Linked DNA regions of Homo sapiens: region 1 is linked to region 2. A link is a loop called in an ENCODE intact Hi-C map of the cell type or tissue named here. Cell type or tissue: Panc1. All regions are shown on one strand. Each heading gives the region's core, and the rest is flanking DNA. Links, peaks and the distances in the headings are about the cores only.

What was found. Peaks named below come from ENCODE experiments on the same cell type or tissue, not always from the same donor. Only the 100,000 strongest peaks of a DNase experiment are listed, where the experiment ranks them.
Region 1: it touches region 2 in a loop (11-fold over the local background); 2 of 110 quality-filtered maps call a loop at or near these places.

The regions. Positions count from the first base shown.
Region 1 is chr7:88,541,225-88,544,136 of GRCh38, forward strand. No RefSeq gene overlaps it. Among named protein-coding and RNA genes, the nearest start is that of ZNF804B, 220 kb to the right of the region's middle. RefSeq lists an enhancer at 1-152. In Panc1, for the core only: no CTCF peak of the experiment used is centred there; no DNase peak of the experiment used is centred there.
Region 2 is chr7:90,148,006-90,150,917 of GRCh38, forward strand. The region is part of intron 2 of STEAP2-AS1 (STEAP2 antisense RNA 1); the gene reads right to left. Among named protein-coding and RNA genes, the nearest start is that of STEAP1, 5.0 kb to the right of the region's middle. In Panc1, for the core only: CTCF peaks have their summits at 1,645 (motif pointing left) and 1,846; no DNase peak of the experiment used is centred there.

The DNA.
Region 1 (2,912 bases), core at 190-2,689, 1.6 Mb before region 2:
GTACAAAGACTGGATGACTGGATGACTGAATGGATGACTGGAACTGAGTAGGATGAGTAGCCCTTGCTCATTTTCTTATCTCTTTTGATTTTCAGCTTCAGGTCTCTTATTTCCTCACATTGGTATCCAAGACATTCCGCTGGGCTGCCGGGGATTGCTCTCTCAGTTTTCCAGGCTTTAACTTGAGCATGATGTATCCAGGAATCAATACCTGTAACTTTTACTGCTGAGGGCATTGAAAGGAGAATGGTGTAAGGCCCTCCCTGCTTGGGCTTAGAGAAGGAGAGAGAGAAGGTAGAGACTTTACCAATACCAAATATCCTGGGTTAAATAAAGGTGGTCCTACTTCTTGGGGTTGGGCTTCTGCTACTTGAGTTAATTCCTGTTGAAAACGAGCCAGAGAGTTTACATGCTTGCCCAATTCAGAGGTCTCTTGGTCTAATAAGAAATCATTGGTGAGAAAAGGCCATCCATACAGCATCTCAAAAGGGCTTAGATCTAACTTTGAAGGGGCGTTTCTTACCTGCAGTAAAGCCATAGGAAGAAGAGTAACCCAAGGAAGATGAGTTTCTTGGGACAGTTTCCTGAGGTGTCTTTTGATGACATCGTTTGTCTTCTGTAGTTTTCCTGAGGACTGGGGTCTCCAAACTCAATGGAGATGATACTGTATACCTAGTGCCTTTGAGGCTACCTGTGTGATGGCTGCTTCAAATGAGGGGCCATTTCACTTTGGAGGCACTTAAGTAGACCAACACAGGGAATAATTTCATTAACTAACATCTTTACTACCTCAGAGGCCTTTTCTGTATGCTATGGAAATGCTTCTACCCAGTTAGTGAATGTAGATACCCATACCAGGAGGTATTGGATGTCCTTCATCTTTGGCATGTCGGTGAAGTCTATCTACCAGTCCTCCCCTAGAGAGCATCCCATCCTTTGGATTTGAGGAGGAAGGGACTGTCTGTTCATGGGATTACTATTAAGAAAGACTTCGCAAGCATTAACAACCTGTTTTACTGTTCTTAGTAAGTTCTCTCCTGAAAACAATCTTTGGGCACATTGATAAGTTTTATCCTTTCCCAAGTGAAAAGCTTGGTGATGGAATTTAAAGACTTTCCACTGGCTGGAGGCTGGCAAGTGGACCTTGCCATCCTCTGACTACAGCCATTCTGAGGGCTGGAAGGTATACCCTTGAGAAGTGGCCCGTTCTATTTCTGCAGGGGAATACTGAGGCTAGATTTCTCTTATGGAGCCTTCCCAGAGTAGAGGGGCTTGAAGTGTGTTGATGTCATAAGACTTCCTTGCTGCTGACTTGGCTGCCTGATCAGCTAGCTTGTTTCCTTAGGCTATTTCATTTACTCCCTTCTGATGTCCCTTACAATGCATCACTGCTACCTCTTGTGGAGGGAAAACTGAGGATAATTACTTGTTAATTTCCTGATGGTATTTAATAGAAGACCCATTGGTGGTAAGAAAGTACCTTTCCTTCCAAATGGTAGCATGAGCATGGAGAACTAGGAAAGCATACTTGAGTCAGTGTAAATGTTAGCTACCTTTCCCTTGCTTAACTCAAGTGTAAGAGCTGTCAGTTCAGTTAGTTGAGCACTTGTGCCTGGAGAGAGAGACAATAACATCATTCAGAGTGACTACTGCATATCCTGCCTTATGGATTCTTTGCTCTACAAAGGAGCTTCCATCCATGAAGAGGGTCCAATCTGGATTTTTCTAGGGGAGTTTCCCTGAGATCTTCCCTGGCTGCATAGATCTGTACCACGACTTGTTCACAGTCACATTTAGGTTTCCCAGCTCCCTCAGGGAGGAAAGTGTCTGGGTTTAAGTCAGAGAAAGTTTTTAACTGGATGGTGGAACCCTCTAACAATAAAGCTTGATATTTAAGGAAACTGCTGTCTGTTCACCAAAGGCTTCCCTTAGAGGACAGGAAACCCGCCATATTATGTGGGGTATAAACAGTCAAGTCATTTCCCAAGTTTAATTTGGAGGCTTCTGGGACCAGTAGGGCCACCGGGGCAATGGCTCAGAGGCATGCTGGCCATCCTTTAGCCACCAAATCAAGTTCCTTACTCAAATAACCCACTGGCTGTTGTTTGTCCTCAGGTCTGCGTTAAGACTCTCAGGGCCATCCCCTTCCTTTCTGATACTTAGAGATTGAAGGCCTTTCCTATGGGAAGGCTAAGAGCTGGTGCCTTAAGTAGGGCCTGCTTTAGCTGGTTAAAGGCCTTTTGAGCTTCAGGTTCCCAGGTTAGGAGATGAGTTGTAAGCTGATGGAGTTTCTCTTATGAGGTGACACAGAAAATGAGCTATCTCACTGTACTCAGCCTGCAAAATTCTGTAATGCCCCAAAATCCTCTTAGTTGCTGGAGGGTTTGGGGAGGGGGAAGGAGGAAATGTGCTTAATCCTTTCTTCCCCTAATGCTTTGGTCCCTTCAGACAGCACTAAACCCAGAAACTTCACTGAGGTTTTGCAAAGCTGGGCCTTGGATTTTGAAACCTTATATCCTCTGTCAGCTAATAAATTAAAAAGAGCTTCAGTGCCTTCCTGAGAAGCTTCCTCAGTTGGGGTACAGAGCAATATATCACCCACATATTGCAAAATCTTGACCTGAAGATGTGAAAACTCAGTGAGGTCTTTTGATAATGCCTGTCCAAACAAATGAAGGATATCTCAAAATCCCCAAGGCAGCACCATCCATGTTAACTGGATGGTTTGGTCAGAGGCATCTTTGAAGGCAGACAGGTATTGAGAGTAAAGATGTAATGGTATAAAGAAGAAGGCGTTCTTTAAATCTAGGACTGTAAACCATTTAGTTCCCTCAGATATTTGGGTCAGCAAGGTATAGCGATTAGGTACTACTGGATGGATTGGGACTTTGGCCGCATTAATGAGGCAGAGG
Region 2 (2,912 bases), core at 149-2,648:
TGAGGCCAAGCAGTCAGTGAGATTTAAATTGGTCCTGTTAACCTGACCTCATTTGTATCCTCAGTATGGAGGCACTTTGGGAAGATAAGGCAAGAATAGTGATGATCAGTAATAGCATCTACTTGTTGAGCACCTATTGCAAGCAGGCACTAGGCTTAAAACTCTAAACATATTTTTTTTTACTCTTTATCCCAACCCTGAAATAAGGACATTTGAGACGGGAGGAAACTGAGGCTGAGCATTCATGTAAAGGTTGCGGCAGCATCTGGGAGAGGTGTGGGAAAGCACAGGAACAGGACCCAAATGTTCACAGCAGAAGCAGTCCCTAGCAGGGGCCCTTCTCTGGCATGCTCACTGCTCCCTCTGGACTCAGGAGGAGTCTCCAGGCTCCAGGAAGGACATGGGGCAAAGCTCTGCTTTTTGACCTGGGCATCTCCTTTTGAGGGAGTGGTGAGTTAGCCAAATGGGGCATGGAAATGACTGTGAAAATGGAATGGCAGCTGAAAGAAGGCCATGATCCAGGAAAGGGCATGAGGAGGGCAAACTGCAAAAGCCTGAGGCACTGCAGGGATGGGAATGTTGAAGGGTATAACAGCACATCAGGGTTTCCATGACTTTGATGCAAGGGGAAAGCGATTTTCACCTCAGACTCAAACTGGAAGTTTTTCTCCCTACCAAAAGGCAGGATGCCAGAGAAACAGACCTTTTCCCTCCTGGGTAGGAGTTTGGTGTTTCTCCAGTGCTCCACTCTGACCTAGCAGGGAGCTAGCAGAGACCATCCCACAGTCACCTCATCCAGCAGAGGATTTTCCACATGTGCCACGGGCTCTGTTCCTCAGCGACTTCAATAACAGAAGTTCAGCATTTGGGGGGTGCCAGGCTAAAGGAAGTCAATCAAGCTTCTTGTTTTGTGTTTCATTTTGCTTTTACCCTAGCATTTTCCAGAGCCTTTAACATGCTAAAACGAATTGTCACTCACCAGGAGTGGAGATGCAGCCGGTCCTGAATTTATCTGAAAAATGAAAATCTTTATTTGGAAAATGCTTATTAACATCTTAGCGAATTGGTGTTCTGGGGAAGATGATTTAGGAAAATCTGCTCTATGCATGTCACTGCCTGCTTCATGATTGCTTACTGCTTAATTTGATGCAACTTTTTTTTTAACCAAAAGTCAAATAATAACCCAGGTTTACCATTTGCAAAGCTTCTCCCTACTCCCAACACACACACCTTCCTCCTTCTTCCTCTTCTCCCTTTCCCTCTCCCTCTCCTTTTCCTGCCCTTTACTGTACAAGAATGCCTTGAATAAAGAAAACCTATAAAACAGAAATATAAATTTGGAAGTGATTATTTAATTGGCCTTTGATTTCATGACAGGCAAAAATAAGTTGGCCCTCAATTTTTTTTTTTTTTTTTGTAAAAAATGATACTTTAAATACTAAAGGATTTAAAGGATACTTGGTAAATATTTGTTGGTTTAATTCATGAAACATGTGGATGTTATGTGAAAATACATTATCTGTATCCCAGAAATAAAAAAAAATATCCTTTTTCTGGCCTAGAGCATAATACTTCAGCCCTGGGGGCCCCACTCACCTGGTATTCTATGTATATGGTGCCCCCTGCAGCAGCCCTGGGCTCATTACAAGTAACACTGATTCTTAGGTGTTCTATGCCTTTTTACCAATCTCTTTAGAGGAAGCAGATGAACATTTAGAATTTTAACAGGGAATGTTTACCTGAGGACAGAAGCTAGATGAAAAGATCAGCTGGAACCCAGAACACATATTTTTCCTGACAATCCAGCCAAATGTGAATCCAGGGACTCGGTGTAATTCATCAGAACAAAGCAACACTGCAGGCAGGTTGTGTGGTACCCATTTGCCTTTGTAATACCGCCATGCTCAATTCCAAACACAGTCTGTCAACTCATCGGAGCCCCACTGGTGAGAAAGCCAAGGCTGGCAGCAGGTTTGGTGCCACCTCTTGGTGCCAGAGCCACCTGCACACAGCATGGAGCAAGGGAATAGCCAGGGTGCCCTGGATCCAGTTCCTTCCAGAAGCCAGCAGCCCTAGGGCTCCTCCATCCCACTCCCAGCAAGAAGAAGCTGCCATGAATATGAAGGTGGGAAGAGGAAGCTCAGACCAGGGGAAGGCTTGGGCTGTGTGTTAATTCTTCTCTGGTCCCCAGGACCCAACACAGTTGTCTGGTTAATACTGCATTAAATGCAGTTAATTGATTCTAGCCCCATTTCCACTAAGAAATTCCTGAGTGCTCTCAGAAAGTTACTTCTCTTGGAGCCTGCAGCACAACAAACCACTCAGAACTTGGTGCTATAAAACAACAGCAAGCATTTGTCATTACTATCTTTCACTTCTTTAGGGGTTGATGGGGCTCAGCTAGGCAGTTTTTGGTCCTCATGCAGTGACAATCAGACAATGGCTGGGGCTAGAGTTCTCTTGAAGGCCTTTCCATTCATATTCTCTGGTGCCTGACTTGGGAAGACCTAAATAGCTGGCGGCTGGAACAGTCGGGGCTCCTCAGGCACCTCTGTCTATTACAATGTGCTCCCTCCATGTGGACTCTCTGTCAGGGTAGCTGGACTTCTTACATGAAGTCACCTGTACCCGGAGACAGGCTGGTGGAAGTCAATAACCCATTGTGATCCAGCTTCACAAGTCAAGCAGTGTCACTTCCACCATATTATATGCACGGAGACAGTCAAAAGTGCTGCCCATGTTCCAGGGCAGGAGATAGGTCTCTCTTCTTGATGGGAAGAATGTTAAAGAATTTACAGACTTGCTTTGAAACAGAGCCTTAATTTCTCCATATCCTCTAAATGAGGATAATAATACCTTCTTTTTTCCCTAAGGTATAACCCCTTCATAACCTTCTATTATAAGTGTTTGAT